2 separate regions of the Homo sapiens genome follow, and region 2 is linked to region 1. Evidence: read pairs that join two places in POLR2A ChIA-PET (ENCODE). Cell type or tissue: B cell. All regions are shown on one strand.

Region 1 (8,000 bases):
GCTAAATTAAAGAGGCCCCTCTAGAGAGTCCAGCATTCCCCTAAGACTTCAATCTTCATGCTATTTTTTACCCAGCTATTGACTGAGAAGAATGCACTATTAAGTAGACCATGTCTCCCCTTCTCCCACTGTCCTATAAATTGGTCCTGTGTTTCCCAACCCCAAATGGGGTAGTAACTCATGGAGAACAAAATGCCAGTAGTACAGATATAGAACATGGGTTAAAAACTATTCTGATCAAACCCCCAGCAAGAATCTTGAAGAGGAAGACAGAGGGGGAAGAAAGCAATAGGCTTACTCTCCCTACAACTTAATTCCATGCTCTAATTCAGAGCAGTATAATTAACCCCGAGTTTCACTGCTAACACTGAAGTTTTTCAGCCTGATGAGAATATCATTTAGTATCCTGCAATCGCCAATAATAGCAATATGACACAATGGTGCCCATTGAGGCTCTAATCAGAGCACATAGTCATTTACATAGAACATTTTCTGTGACTCTCTGTAATACAACGCCACAAAGACTCAATTGAGACACAAGTCTCCCTTTCCCATAAACTAAAAAAAAAAAAAAAAAAAAAAAAAAAGAAGAAGAAAGAAAAAAGAAAAGAAAGAAACCACAATTTCCTTTCCAGGAGAGCACAGATGGTCCCCACCCATCATCCCGGGGGCTCACCAGGCCCAGGCTCTTCACTACAAACAGCTCATCCCGATGCTGACAAGAAACTAGACACTTGCACATTACCGTGTATGTATACATCTGCCTAATCTCTTCTCACAAGAAAAGGAGATCTGCGGTGCTTTAGGAAAGCCCTAGGCTTAAAATGGAGCAAGGGACATGGAGGGGCTCAGGTCGATTAACAGCTTTCAAAGCCAAGCTCTGACTCTGCTGGCCTCCCTGGGGTGGCTCATGTGGCCTCACAGTCAGGCCCGGAGAAATGGGAGCCACTGTCCTGTCATGACACAACTGGGTGCCATGGGCCACAAAGTGAGTCTAAAAGGAGGTAGCCAGGTGCCGTGAATCACCAGGGAAGGAACATGTGACAGCCTTGGAGGACGGCCACTGTGCTGAGGAAATAGCAGGATTCGGAAGCCAGACAAACTCGAGTTTGAATTCTGGCTCCACTCCTCAGCTTTGGACTTCAAGCAAGTTACTCAATTCTCTGAGCCTTCATTTCCTCCTCTGTAAAACGGGCTCTTAATATCTTGCGGGGATGAAGATTCTCATTCGTGCATCTGAAATACACAACACAGTGCACAGCATATAAAGCACAACAATTACCAGTATGGCCATCGCCATTGTTCTTCAGTAGAGATTGATGGGAAAACCGACAGGCCTTGGAGTATAATGGTGAAGAACCTAGAACATGGAGCCAGGCTCCCCCAGTTCAAATCCTAGCTCTACTGCTTGTTAGTTGGGTGACCTTATTTAACTGTCTGTGCCTGTTTTCTTGCCTGCAAAATGAGCAAAATAATAGTACCTACCTCCTAGGGCTGCTGTGAGGACTAAACAAGTAATATGTACAAAGCTTTATACAGTATATGCAAGTGAGTGCAATAGAGCACCAGGCACTATTCTAATGATTTATTATACAAATAAAAATAAGATGAATCAATAAAGGACCTGGGGAATAGAGGTATCCTTTAACACAATCAAAGCAACAGTTCCTAGTATCTATAGTATGCTTTCATAGCCACTATGTTATTTAATCTTCTAATGGAAACCCAAGAAAAACAGAATCCCATGATGTAAAACTGAGACCTAAATTCTAAGAAAGGCCTGAGAGCCCTCCTTTCTTAAAGGTTTCCTTTAAAATAAAAGAAAAAAAAAGGCCCTGGTTAAAGGGAAGCACCAAATGAATAACCACTTGTTCTTTTTCTAGCTCAAGTCTTTGCCTATCCAGCCAAGTTCTTCTCAACACAGCACATCCTCCCCACGTGCCATCTCGAGGAGATGGTCAGTGCAAAGGCCAGAGCCAACATCTAGCACCAGAACAGCATGGGCCAAAGGACAGGAAAAGGGAGACTTGGGCCAAGTTTACAGGTTACTTTCCACCCAAGTGAGAAGGACTCCACTCAGCAACTGTTAACAGTGTCAGCACCTGGAGTTCAGACTAGAAGCTCTTGTAAGTTCCTGTTCCTCACATGCCCCAGTTTGCCTTGGAAAGAAGAAGCCTTTTAGGAAGTGAAGCGTTTGCTGAACAGTCAGCTGGTTACTATAGGTCAAACGCTCTGTATCTGCTAATCCAATCCAATCCCAAAAGATCCACAAAGACTTCCGGTAGGTGTCTTCCTAGTTCCCGCCTTGGATCACAGGTGGTCCAAACAGCTCCTCTTGGTCCTCCTTCACAATCTTCAAATCCCCTGAAGGGCCATCATTGTGGGTACCACCTACCATCACAACTATCCAGGCCAGATCTCAAGTACAGGCTCACCGATCAATGATCGACTGTCTTCCTCTCCACTGCTCCCTGTCTCATCATTCTGAGGGATTTCCACACCCACACAGTTAATCCATCCCATAGCACACGTTTGGAGCAGCTCAGTGGCTTATCCTTGGTCACTATGCGCAGATACAGATTAGATGTCAACAAGATGAACAGGTACTTGTATCCCAGGAACATCCGCTGAGCCTGGACACATGCACCACCTGGCCAGTCCCATCCTCTCACATGACGGTGATCTTACCCCGTCCCACAGCTTCAAAAAGCTGATTTCTCTCAAACTTACAATTCCAGCCTTCATGTCCTCCCTCAGCTCCGGGCTCCTGGTTCCTGCAGACTGCTCAGCATCTCCAAGCAGGTATCTCAAGCTCAGACTCCAAAATCCACCCCACCCCACTCCACCCCCAGCTCATTCCACTTCCCACCAAGCTGATCCTTGCTATTCCAGAAAGATGCCAGTGAGTCTTCCAGGCCTTTGCACCAGCTGTTTCCTATGGCCCCCCACCAGGAGGGGCTTTCCTTGGAAAATAGCACCCATCCCCTCAACACGCTGTATTCCCTTACCCTATGTCACTTCTTTCACAGCCCTGAAGTCTACCTGATGTTAGACTTGTTTTTTTTTTTTTAATAGAGACGGAGTCTCACTATGTTGCCCAAGCCGATCTTGAACTTCTGGGCTCAAGTGATCTCCCCACCTCGGCTTCCCAAAGTGCTAAGATTACAGGCGTGAGCCACTGCACCCAGCCTACACTTTTGTTTCTATATTTGTCTCTCTTCCACCAAACGTAAGCTCCATGAAACAGGGAACTTGGTCTGTTTGGGGCATATCCCCAGTGTTTGGAACAAACTGTGTTGAATAAATTGTGCACGCTGAATGAATGAATTAGATTTGGGGTTTTTTGTTGTTTTTGTTTTGTTTTTTGAGATGGAGTTTTGCTCTTGTTGCCCAGGATGGAGTGCAATGGCATGATCTTGGCTCACTGCAACCTCCGCCTCCCAGATTCAAGCAATTCTCCTGCTTCAGCCTCCCGAGTAGCTGGGATTACAGGCATGTGCCACCACGCCCGACTAATTCTGTATTTTTAGTAGAGATGGGGTTTCTCCTTGTTGGTCAGGCTGGTCTTGAACTCCTGACCTCAGGCGATCCACCCACCTCTGCCTCCACCTCCCAAAGTGCTGGGATTATAGGCGTGAGCCACCGCACCCGGCCTAGATTTGTTAACTAAATAGAAGCCAAGGTAGCAAAGAGAAAGTCAGCAAACAAAATCACATCTGAGGCCTAACTTGAAAGTTCTTAAGAAGTATTGAAGCCCAACTGAGAAGTCCTCTGTAGCCGCTCAGCTGTCAGAGTTGGGTTAGGCTTCTCAGCTTCTCTCTTCTCCCTTCCCCCATTGATGTTGTGTTTCATAAGGTTTTGAAACCAACAGTACATTGAAGTCCAGAGCTGAGGGATGAGCATTTCACAAAAAAAGGGAACTAGGCTAGGGGAAGCAACCTGGCAGGGGGCAGGAAAAGACACACTGAGAACTGAGTCACCCTCTGCCACCAGCCCCATGTAGCCAGCTGGACGCAGTAGCAGCAGCAGCAGCAAAGGTCACTCACTGAGCCTGGACAGAGCACTGGGCACTGGGCTGGACACTGCCTGCAGTTACTTCATTTCATCCTCATCAACCCTATGATACAGTCACAGGGACACTGCCTTTCATATGATGCTAAGCTCTAACGTTGACGGGGGTGGGGAGGGTGCATAAGCAAAATAACCCTTGAAATGTACCAACATAAGCATTCACTGGCAAAGGACACACCATCCCCCAAGCCCCAACACTGGAACTTACTAAGTAAAATAATGGGTTAGTGGCTTGCATTCAGGAGCCACGCTATATGCAAATTACATGCTTAAGTCACACTCTCCGTAGCAGAATAAGAATAAGCACACCATGAGAGGCACCAGGAGACCACAAGAAAGACTAGATGCATGTTGCCAATCCTGCATTCCCTCTGAGCCAAATCTGTACATACAGCAGTAAGGAGCGCAGCCAGGATCCGACCCTGTGTGTTGAGCCAGACTCAGGCTGGACCACACAGGCCTTTGCATCCAAGTGCTTCATCCCGCGATGTGATCCCACCCCATTTTGCATGACCCCAATCTTACATGGATGCTTCCCACGTGCCTGCTGGAAGCACCTCAGCCACATAAAGTATTCATCATCTGTATCATGCTTTGGAATCCAGTAGGGCCTTCCACAGCACCAACTTGGCTAAGCCTCACTGCAGTCCCATAAGGGTTGTCATTCCCCATCTTACTGATGTGGAAAGCTCAGAGAGCCAAGAGACTTTACTGAGTCCCAGGAGAGGACAGACCAGAACTGACCCAGGTCTTCTGACACCAGGGTCTGGGCTCATTCTATAAGCCAACAGAATTTACCTTCTGCTCCTGTGCTAGTTGAACTTTGACTCTGCTTTTCCAAGTTTCCTGCATCCTCATTCTACCATTTATTAAAAAAATAAAAATAACAAAAGATGAGGCTAGGAATCTATTCACCAAGAATCTAACAGGCAATGGTCACCATGCAGAACAATTAGGTGGCTCTTTGGTTAGAGGTGAGCAGAGGAGTAGAAAGGCAGCCAGTTTACAAAGTTCTACAATCTGTTTCAGTACTTTGAAAACACTGCTTGCTGCCCATATCCATAACATCCAGTCTCTTCCTCCTCCTTAGTAAAAGGACCCTTGTTCTGAATTTTATACATATTGTATCTGGGACTAAGAGACTATACTTCTCAGCCTCCCTTGCAGCTCAGTGTGTGCATCTGACTGAGTTATGACCAATGAGATAAGCAGAAGTGTTCCATGGAACTTCCCAGGAACGCTGCTCAGAGAGAGCTGATGCAGCAGGAAAGGCCTCCTCTTTATTATTTTATTTATTTATTTATTTATTTTTGAGACAGAGTCTCGCTCTGTTGCCCAGGCTGCAGTGCAGTGGCACAATCTCGGCTCACTGCAACCTCCACCTCCCAGGTTCAAGCGATCCTCCTGCCTCAGCTCCCCTAGTAGCTGGGATTACAGGCACACACCACCATGCCCGGCTAAATTTTGTATTTCTAGTAGAGATGGTGTTTCGCCATGCTGGCCAGGCTGGTCTCGAACTCCTGACCTCAGGTGACCCACCGCGCCCAGCTGAAAGGCCTCCTCTTGATCTGTGCCTTTCCTCCTTCTGCCAACATATGACTCAGACAAGGGGGATGGAGCCCCAGCAGCCATCATGGACTGTGAGGTGACCTAGATCCTGAAAGCCATGTGTAAGCAGGTAGAATATGACAGCCTGGGGCCTCTAAGAGCCCTAAACTACTACCTCTAACTAATTTCTATGTGAGAGAGAAATAAAACTTTACATCACTTAAGCCTCCGTTAACTGACTATAAATCTGATTTGTTGCTGTTGTTATACACAGCTAAAGTTAATCCTAAGTAACATAAGCCCAAAGCAAAAATAAAATACCAACATGACCCTGCCCCCACTTCTTAATCCCAACCAACTCCATAAAAGACAAAACATCTGTCCAGATAAAAATCCAACATTCCTACAAATTAATCTGTTTTACATTTGAATGTCCAGAATTTCTTATACTATCTCTATCACTGGCTCCAGAGAACATACAATCAAGATACTAAGCCTTTTTCTAATTAAGATAAAAATTTCCCCCTGTCTTACCGGAGGCACTCATCAGGGGCCTTTGTGAGTCCAGTGGTGGGAGGGTGTGGAAAGCAAGCTAAGGTTCCTACATGGAAGGGAGTGGGGGCCAACTAGAACTTCAAGTAGAAAACAGTACTGTTCATCTTTACTATTTTCCTTCTTTCTCTTACGCAGCTAAAGATATGTTTAGCAAACACAAACTGTGCCGACCCACTATAGCCTTGAGGCGGGAAAGGGATTCAGTCTATCCTCCTCAAAAAAAACCCATAAATCTAACCTCAGTGCTTTTACTATAATTACAAAAGACCGCTAAAGAAATCCTGGATATACAAAAAAGAAGAAAAAAGCTCTATGAGCACCCTTTATATATGCATAGGATTTGGAGAATTTCATACCAACTAACTTAATCCACATTAAATAAAAAATAACAATAATATGAGTTAAGTTTTATTACTGTCCTGTAACATATAAGAGATGCGGGTTTGAAGAGGTTAAAGGATTTGCTGTAGATCACATGACTAGTGAGACATTCTTCCTGTTAAAGGAATTGGGAGGGGAAGAGAGAAAAGGGAACAAGTAATTCTCCCTGTTTTCCTTCTGCCTTTCTGTATGATATGAATTTTATGTAACATGTAAATGCATTACCTTGATCATTTCATTTTTTCCCTCTAGCAAAATCATAGTTATTATTCATGGCTCTGAAAAGGGAAAAGTAATTGAACCAATATGCAATGACATCAAAAGAGCTAAGCAATGAACACAGGTGTAAGAGGCTCACCTGACCCAAGAAGATGAGCCCACATCCTCCAGGCATGGGTATCAACGCCGAATGAGGCTGTGCGGGCAGGACCTCATCCACTGCACTCCCGGCAGCATCTGCAGCCCTCAGCAGAGGGCCTGCACCCCACACTGCAGGCCTAGGGCCAATGTTGTGCTCAAAACCACTGCACAACACAGGGACAACCTGTGTCACACAGCACATACTACCAGAAAACGGTCTGAAACCATACAGTGACAATTTACTTCAGATTCACTTCCAAACCATCTTTCATTTTCAGGGGTCCTAACTTGTAGCTTTAACCTCTTTCTCCACTACGGATCTAAACAAAGGCTGCAAACTGGTGGGCTACAGGCTGAATCAGGCTTGCAGACGTGTTTGATTCACCCACACAAGGTTTTTTGTTTGTTTGTTTGCTTTTGAGACGGAGTTTCACTCTTGTTGCCCAGGCTGGAGTGCAGTGGCACAATCTCTGCTTACTGCAACCTCTGCCTCCTGGGTTCAAGCAATTCTCCTGCCTCAGCCTCCTAAGTAGCTGGGATTATGGGTGCCCGCCACCACACCTGGCTAATTTTTGTATTTTTAGTAGAGACGGGGTTTCACCACGTTGGCCAGGCTGGTCTCAAACTCCTGACCTCAGGTGAGCCACCCACCTCAGCCTCCCAAAGTGCTGGGATTACAGGTGTGAGCCACCACGCCCAGCAGCTTAACCTTTTGTTAAGGATTCTGGGCTGGGCTGTGGCCAGTCTACTCTCCTACCACAGAAGAGTAAAATGCCCTGCACCCAGCCCACACAAGGTTTTAAAACAAATCTAAGCCTACTTTAGCAGTGATGAGATTTCCCATGAAATGCCAAGATTTCCAGATTTCATGAAGAACTGCATGATGGGCTACCTTGGGTCCACATTCTCAGGCTGCCCATGAGGAGAGAGGACAGTGTGGATTAGGGGGACAGGTAGTGCTCTGCAAGCCATGTCACTCTTCAGTCCTATATCTCCACTGTCAGAGAAACGTCTTTCAGTGTCCATGCCTCTGTGAAAAGCACAAAACAGAACAACAAACCAAGACGGCCTTATGTTTCAAGAAA
Region 2 (8,000 bases), 160 kb after region 1:
TGTTTTAGGTTCACAAAGGGAAAAAAGATAAGGGAAAAGTGGCAAGTTAGAAAGCCCATTGTGTATGTTATCTCTGTTATTTTAGAATAAAAAAATAAGTATGGCAGACTGGGATCACAGTTCATGCCAGCCTGGTCCAAAATTGTTGCTTTTATCCTTTTCCCTTGGTGTTCCATTTTGGCAGAGGGTTTTCCTCAGGAGCTTTCTGGTACTCAGAACCACACTGCCTGGCTAAGGAAGAGACTGGGAGGCCCCAGGGCAGCTTTAGCTCTTAGGGGCAGACACACATTAGCTAAGCTCATAAACCCGATTGGATGAAACTGGAATGCCAATTTATTTAACAGTAGACTTTGTTTTTTTGTTTGTTTGTTTGTTTGTTTTGTTTTGTTTTTTGAGACAGACTCTTGCTGTGTCACCCAGGCTGGAGTAGAGTGGTGGCACAATCTTGGCTCACTGCAACCTCTGCCTCCTGGGTTCCAGCTATTCTCATGCCTCAGCCTCCCTTATAGCTGGGATTACAGGTGTGCACCATCACACTTGGCTAATTTTTGTATTTTTAGTAGAGACAGGGTTTCACCATGTTGGCCAGGCTGGTCTTGAACTCCTGACCTCAAGTGATCCACCTGCCTCAGCCTCCCAAAGTGCTGGGATTACAGTTATAACAGTAGACTTTGAACTGTAGACTTTGGCTAGCTGAGCTGGAGCTCAGACATTTAATGTAGCCAAATTCTCCAGTAAATAATCATAATGATGAAAGTAATAATAAGAGCTAACATTTACTGGGCACCTAATATGTGCTAGTCACTATGTTAAACACTTACATGAATTTTTTTCACTTAAACTGAAGTAGGTACTTTTGTTATCCTCATTTACAGATGAGAAAATTGCAACACAAGGAAGGTAAGTAATTTGCCCAAGGTCATATGTCAACTCCCCATCTAGCCCTTGAACTGGAAGTGAAACTCTGTGAACAGAAAGTTGACAGAAAACTTGGATGAGAGACTTTGTGGGGGCACAAGCAGAGCTGCTCTGGAGTACAAACAGAGCAGATGACATTCTCCCCACTTCCTCTCCCCAAGGCAGGTGGTTTTAGAAGGCTGGAGAGATGGCCTGGGCACACACTTCGGTGTCCCCACATTGAGTCCCTTCAACTTTGGCCACCATGAGGCTCCATCAGCTGGCTTCATGGGCCAGGGACCTAGACCAGTGGAAGCTGAAACTGAAGAGGAGAGTGAGGTAGACTGACAGGCTGGTTTGAGAATGTGTGTGAGGTTGTGTGTGTGTATACATGTGTGTCTGGAGGTGGGGAGGATACAGAAGTTATTTGGGAGTACTGTGGGAACGCTGGTGGTAGATGCTAAATTCGTTCTTGAGCATGTAGCCAGTGTCATTTGATCACACATAACTGACTGCCATTTGCATATTCCAGTTCTTGAAGCCAAATGACGGAGGTGACACTCAATGAGAAGGAACTGCCATGGGGACCCTGAGTGCCCATGTCACCAGAACCAGGGCATTGCTCCCTGAAGGTGGAGGCACAGGGGACACCAAATCGTAATCCGTCAAGTGTCACTTCCTCCAAGACGCCCCCTCTGATCCCTCCTCCCTTCCCCTCTTTCGGTGTTGTCTTACTATAACACACTCCCTTCACCCTCCACCACTCTCTCAGAGAACTCATCGAAAGTGGAGCTGAATCATTGTTTGTCAAACCTGTCTCTCCTCTGCTGGACTGTCAGCTCCATGAGGTCAGGAACCACTTCTGTCGGTTCTCTGCTCTAACCTTGGCACTTCACACAAAGTGAGAGCATAGCAAACCTTCAATAAACAATATTTCTTGGCTGGGCACTGTGGCTCACACCTGTAATCCCAGCTCTTCGGGAGGCTGAGGCAGGAGGATTATTTGAGACCAGCCTGGGAAACATAGAGAGACCCTGTCTCTACAAAAAAAAAAAAATAGATTAAAAAAAAAAATTAGGCTCCTTTGCTTATGGAGTAGCCATTCTTTTGTTTATTTACTTTGTTTTTTTCTTGAGATGGAGTCTCACTCTGTCACCCAGGCTGGAGTGCAGTGGTACGATCTCAACTCACTGCAACCTCCACCTCCTGGGTTCAAGCAATTCTCCTTCCTCAGCCTCCCAAGTAGCTGGGATTATAGGCACCCACCACCACTCCCAGCTAATTTTTCTATTTTTCTATTTTTTAGTAGAGATGGGGTTTCACCATGATGGCCAGGCTGGTTTTGAACTCCTGACCTTAGGTGATCCACCTGTCTCAGCCTCCCAAAGTGCTGGGATTACAGGCATGAGCCACCATGCCCTGCTCGTTTATTTACTTCTCTAATAAATTTGCTTTCACTTAAAAAAAAAAATTAGCCAGACATGATTGTGCATGCCTATAGTCCTAGCTACTCAGGAGGCTGGGGCAGGAGGATCACTTGAGTCTTGAGTCCAGGAGTTCAAGGTTGCAGTGAGCTATGATCACGCCACTGCACTCCAGCCTGGGCAACAGAGTGGGACCCTTTCTCTAAAAATAATAATAATAATATTTCTCTGCTCTTCAGCACAGACAAGTTTCTCAAGTCATCTTTCTTCCTTACCACCCATTCCTTTTTCTGCCTGTTCCAATCTTGGGAACCTCTATTCTTCCTCAGGGCCTTTGCACTTGCTGTGATCCTCTTAGAAGGCTCTTCCAGATAATAGCATTGCTTGCTCTCCCACTGTCTTCAGTTCTTTACTCGAATGTAACTTTAGCAGATCATCTTGTAAAAAATAGCAACCCTGGCCAGGTGTGGTGGCTGACGTCTGTAATCCCAGCACTTTTGGAGGCCAAGGAAGGCAGATCACTTGAGGTCAGGAGTTCGAGACCAGCCTGGCCAACATGGTGAAACCCCATCTCTACTAAAAATAGAAAAAAAGTAGCCAGGCGTGGTGGCACATGCCTGTAGTCCCAGCTACCTGGGAGGCTGAGACAGGAGAATTGCTTGAACCAGGGAGGCGGAGGTTGCAGTGAGCCGAGATTGCGCCACTGAACTCCAGCCTGGGCAAGAGAGCAAGACTCTGTCTCAAAAAAAAAAAAAATAGCAACCCTTTTCCCATCCTTGGTTCTTCCAATTCCCCTTAATCTGCTTTTTTTTTTCTGTAGCTCTATGACCATCTAAAATACTACATGTTTACTTGTTTATTTGTTTATAGACCATCTCTCAATCAGTAGAATATATGCTCCATGAGAGAGAGAGTTTGTATCTTTTGTTCCCTGTTTATTCCTAGCACACAATAGATAAATATTTGTGGAGAAAGAGGAAGGAAGGAAGGAAGGAAGGAAGAAAGGAAGGAAGGGAGGGAGGGAGGGGGAGGGGAGGGGAGGGAAGAGAAGAAGAAAGGGACGGAGAGAAGGGGAGGAAGGGAGGAAGGAATAGAGGAAGAAAGGAAGAACTGCAGCATTTCTCATTCAGGTAGAGAAGGAATTGAGGAGACTGAGAAGTGGCCAGAGAGGTAGGAAAAGAAAAGCCAGGCACATGAAGGATAATAGAAGTGTAGAGAGAAAAGCAATTTTTTTTTTTTGAGAGGGAGTCTTGCTCTTGTCGCCCAGGCTGGAGTGCAGTGGCGCGATTCAGCTCACCGCAACCTCCATCTCCCAGATTCAAGCAATTCTCCTGCCTCAGACTCCCGAGTAGCTCACATTACAGGTGCACACCACCACACCCAGCTAATTTTTGTATTTTTAGTAGAGACGGGGTTTCCCCATGTTGGCCAGGCTGGTGTCAAACTCCTAACCTCAGTTGATCCTCCTGCCTAGGCCCCCCAAAGTGCTGGGATTACAGGTGTGAGCCACCATGCCTGGCCAGCATTTTTTTTTTGTGGTGAAATATACATAACAAAATTTAACATTTTTAACCATTTTAATTAAGTGTATGGCTCTGTGGCACTAAATACATTCATATTGTTGTGCAACCATCACCACCATCCATCTCCAGAACTTTTTCTTCCCACAGTGAAACTCTGTACCCATTAAGCATGAACTCCCCATTCCCACCTCCCTCCAGCTCTTGGCAACTGCCATTTTGCTTTCCTTCTCTATGCATTTGACTATTCTAGGTATCTCACATAAGTGGGATCGTACAGTATTGTCTCATTGTGACTACCAGCATATACACAGGTTTCAAGGTCCTATTTGGGGTCCCCATTCCTTCTCCTGATAACTCTCTCTCCATAAATAATCTGATCAATTTCCAAATTAAATATCGCATATAGGCTTCATGGGCAAGTGACCTGTGCAGTTACCTGTAGGTCTCTGTGCTTGGTTTGATGTTATCCTCTTGACGTCTGGAAGTTATTAATAATTTTTTAACATGAGGCTATTTATCTTCATTTTGCACTGGGTCCCACAAATTATGTAACCAGTCCTGCTCCCAAATGTGTAACTTTACCCTGGACTACTCTTCTGAGCTCTTGTCTCATATACCCAGATGTCTACTTGATATCTCCACTTGAATGATTTAAAGACATGCCAGGCTGTTGTGGGAAGTCAGGGACCCCGAATGGAGGGACCAGCTGGAGCCGCGGCAGAGGAACATAAATTGTGAAGATTTCATGGACATTTACCCGTTCCCAAATAATACTTTCATAATTTCTTACACCTGTCTTACTTTAATCTCTTAATCCTGTTATCTTTGTAAGCTGAGGATGTACGTCACCTCAGGGCCACTATGATAATTGTGTTAACTGTACAAATTGATTGTAAAACATGTGTGTTTGAACAATATGAAATCAGTGCACCTTGACAAACAACAGAATAACAGCGATTTTCAGGGAACAAGGGAAGACAACCATAAAGTCTGACTGCCTGTGGGTTCGGGCAAAATAGAGCCATATTTTTCCTCTTGCAGAGAGCCTATAAACAGACATGCAAGTAGGGAAGATATTGCTAAATTCTTTTCCTAGCAAGGATTAATACTGTGGGAAAGGAATGCATTTCTGGGGGAGGTCTATAAACTGCCGCTCTGGGAGTGTCTGTCTTATGCGGTTGAGATAAGGACTGAAATACGCCCTGGTCTCCCGCAGTACCCTCAGGCTTACTAGGGTGGGGAAACACCCCGCCCTGGTAAATTTGAGGTCAGACCGGTTCTCTGCTCTTGAACCCTGTTTTCTGTTGTTTAAGATGTTTATCAAGAAAATACGTGCACCGCTGAACATAGACCCTTATCAGTAATTCCGCTTTTGCCCTTTGCCTTGTGATCTTTGCTGGACCCTTATCAGGAGTTTCTGATTTTGCCCTTGTCCTGTTTCCTCAGAAGCATGTGATCTTTGTTCTTTTTGCCCTTTGAAGCATGTGATCTTGTGACCTACTGCCTGTTCTTGCACCCCCTCCACTTTTGAAATCCTTAATAAAACTCCTGGTTTTGTGGCTCAGGTAGGCATCACAGTCCTACCAATATGTGATGTCACCCCCGGCAGCCCAGCTGTAAAATTCCTCTCTTTGGGCCAGGTGCGGTGGCTCACGCCTGTAATCCTAGCACTTTGGGAGGCTGAGGTGGGTGGATCACAAGGTCAGGAGATTGAGACCATCCTTACTAACACGGTGAAACCTCATCTCTACTAAAAATACAAAAAAGTTGCCAGGCGTAGTGGTGGGTGCCTTTAGTCCCAGCTACTCGGGAGGCTGAGGCAGGAGAATGGCGTGAACCCGGGAGGCGGAGCTTGCAGTGAGCCAAGATGACACCACTGCACTCCGGCCTGGGCAAGAGTGCAAGACTCCGTCTCAAAAAAAAAAAAAATTCCTCTCTTTGTACTCTTTCTCTTTCTCTTTATTTCTCAGCTGGCTGACTCTTACAGAAAATAGAAAGAACCTACGTTGAAATATTGGGGGCGGGTTCCCCCAATACCAGACTGGGCACAGTGGCTCATGCCTGTAATCCCAGCACTTTGGGAGGCCAAGGTGAGAGGATAGATTGAAGCTTGAGACCAGCCTTGATGACAAAGCAAGACTCCACCTATACAAAACGTTTTTTTAAATCAGCTGGGTGCAGTGGCACGTGACTGTGGTCCCAGCTACTCAGGAGGATTGTTTGAGCCCAGAAGTTCAAGGTCACATTGAACTCAACCAGGCGCAGTGGCTCATGCCTATAATCCCAGGATTTTGGGTGGCCAAGGTGGGCCTATCACTTGAGGTCAGGAGTTTGAGACCAGCCTGGTCAACATGGTGAAACCCCATCTCTACTAAATTAGGTGGGCATGGAGGCATGTGCCTGTAATCCCAGCTACTTGGGAGGCTGAGCCAAGAGGATTGCTTGAGTCCAGGAGGTGGAGGTACCAGTGAGCCAAGATTGCACCATCTTGTCTCAAATGAATAACTAAATAAATAATAAAAATAAATTTTAAAAAAAGATATCTTTAACATATCAAAAAACAAACAAAACAAAAAACTAACATATCAACATATCCAAAAGTAAGTTCTTCTTTTTTTATTTTATTTTATTTTTTTTGAGACAGAGTTTTGCTCTTGTTGCCCAGGCTGGAGTGCAGTGGCACAATCTTAGCTCACTGCAACCTTTGCCTCCCAGGTTCAAGTGATTTTCCTGCCTCAGCCTCCCAAGTAACTGGGATTACAGGCACCTGCCACCATGCCCGGCTAATTTTTTGTATTTAGTAGAGACAGGGTTTCACCATGTTGGTCAGGCTGGTCTTGAACTCCTCACCTCAGGTGATCCACCCACCTGGGGCTCCCAAAGTGCTGGGGTTACAGGTGTGAGCCACTGCGCCTGGCCCAAAACTTAGTTCTTAATCTACTCCTCTAATCTTTACTCCATCATTCTTGCCCACCATTCCAACCAGAAACCTGGGAGCCATACTTTCCTCCTCTTTCCCCCATTCTCTCCTACCCCATCCAACCCACCAACAAGTCAGAAGGATTGTACTTCAAAAGTATGTTTCAGATTCGTCCACTTCTCTCCAGTCAGCTACCCTGTTCTAAGCAACTATCATTTCTCATCTGGACTCCTGTAGAAACTCCTAGCTGGTGTCCCTACCTTACTCTGGCTCCTTCCTCAAAGCTAAAAATGGTTATTTTCCATATGACATTTAAGTGCTCTTTTAAAATAAATCATAATGTGCCCAGGCACGATGGCTCATGCCTGTAATCCCAGCACTTTGAGAAGCTGAGGGTGGCAGATCACCTGAGGTCAGGAGTTTAAGACCAGCCTGGCCAACATGGCAAAACCCCATCTCTAATAAAAATACAAAAATTAGCCAGCTGTGGTGGCAGGTGCCTGCAATCCCAGCTACTCGGGAGGCTGAGGCAGGGAGAATCGCTTGAAACTGGAAGGTGGAGGCTGCAGTGAGCTGAAATTGCGCTACTGCACTCCAGCCTGGGCGACAGAGCAAGACTCCATCTCAAAAAAAAAAAAAAGTCAGCTTTGAATAAATCTGTTGAATGCAAATGAATGAATGAGAAGGTGCTTGCTGCGGAGAACAAGGACTTAAAGGCGAATGGCATCGGACTCTCCTAATCAGATGCTTCCATCTCCACAACAAGGGTGACTAGTCAATGGGACCAGAAATCCTACAAGTATGTTGGCTGAGTCTTCCTGGTCAGTGCTTGAAAGAACAGGAAATGTTCCATCTTCTGGTTTGATCAAATCCTTATTTAATGAATACATTCTTTCTTTCTATTTAAGACTTCTGGCCAGGCACAGTGGCTCACGGCTGTAATCCCAGCACTTTGGGAGGCCAAGGCGGGCAGATCATGAGGTCAGGAATTTGAGACCAGCCTGACCAACATGGTGAAACCCTGTCTCTACTAAAAATACAAAAATTAGCTGGGCTTGGTGGCAGGTGCCTATAGTCCCAGCTGCTCAGAAGGCTGAAGCAGGAGAATTGCTTGAACCTGGAAGGGAGAGGTTGTGGTGAGCTGAGATCACGCCATTGCACTCCAGCCTGGGCAACAAGAGGGAAACTCTGTCTCGGAAAAAAAAAAAAAAAAAAAAAAGACTTCTAATCAACTTA

Evidence for each region. ChIA-PET counts read pairs that join two places held together with the same protein. Peaks named below come from ENCODE experiments on the same cell type or tissue, not always from the same donor. Only the 100,000 strongest peaks of a DNase experiment are listed, where the experiment ranks them.
Region 2: POLR2A ChIA-PET joins it to region 1 with 5 read pairs; 2 of 35 experiments call an interaction of 5 or more read pairs at or near these places.

What each region holds. Positions count from the first base shown.
Region 1 is chr11:48,028,126-48,036,125 of GRCh38, reverse strand. The region is part of intron 1 of PTPRJ (protein tyrosine phosphatase receptor type J); the gene reads right to left. Among named protein-coding and RNA genes, the nearest start is that of PTPRJ, 52 kb to the right of the region's middle. RefSeq lists a silencer at 4,380-4,449 and an enhancer at 6,972-7,546. In B cell, no CTCF peak of the experiment used is centred here; DNase peaks (open chromatin) are centred at 2,135 and 3,905; H3K27ac peaks cover 710 bases.
Region 2 is chr11:47,873,083-47,881,082 of GRCh38, reverse strand. No RefSeq gene overlaps it. Among named protein-coding and RNA genes, the nearest start is that of NUP160, 29 kb to the right of the region's middle. RefSeq lists an enhancer at 1,598-1,767. In B cell, no CTCF peak of the experiment used is centred here; DNase peaks (open chromatin) are centred at 1,152 and 1,282; H3K27ac peaks cover 1,353 bases.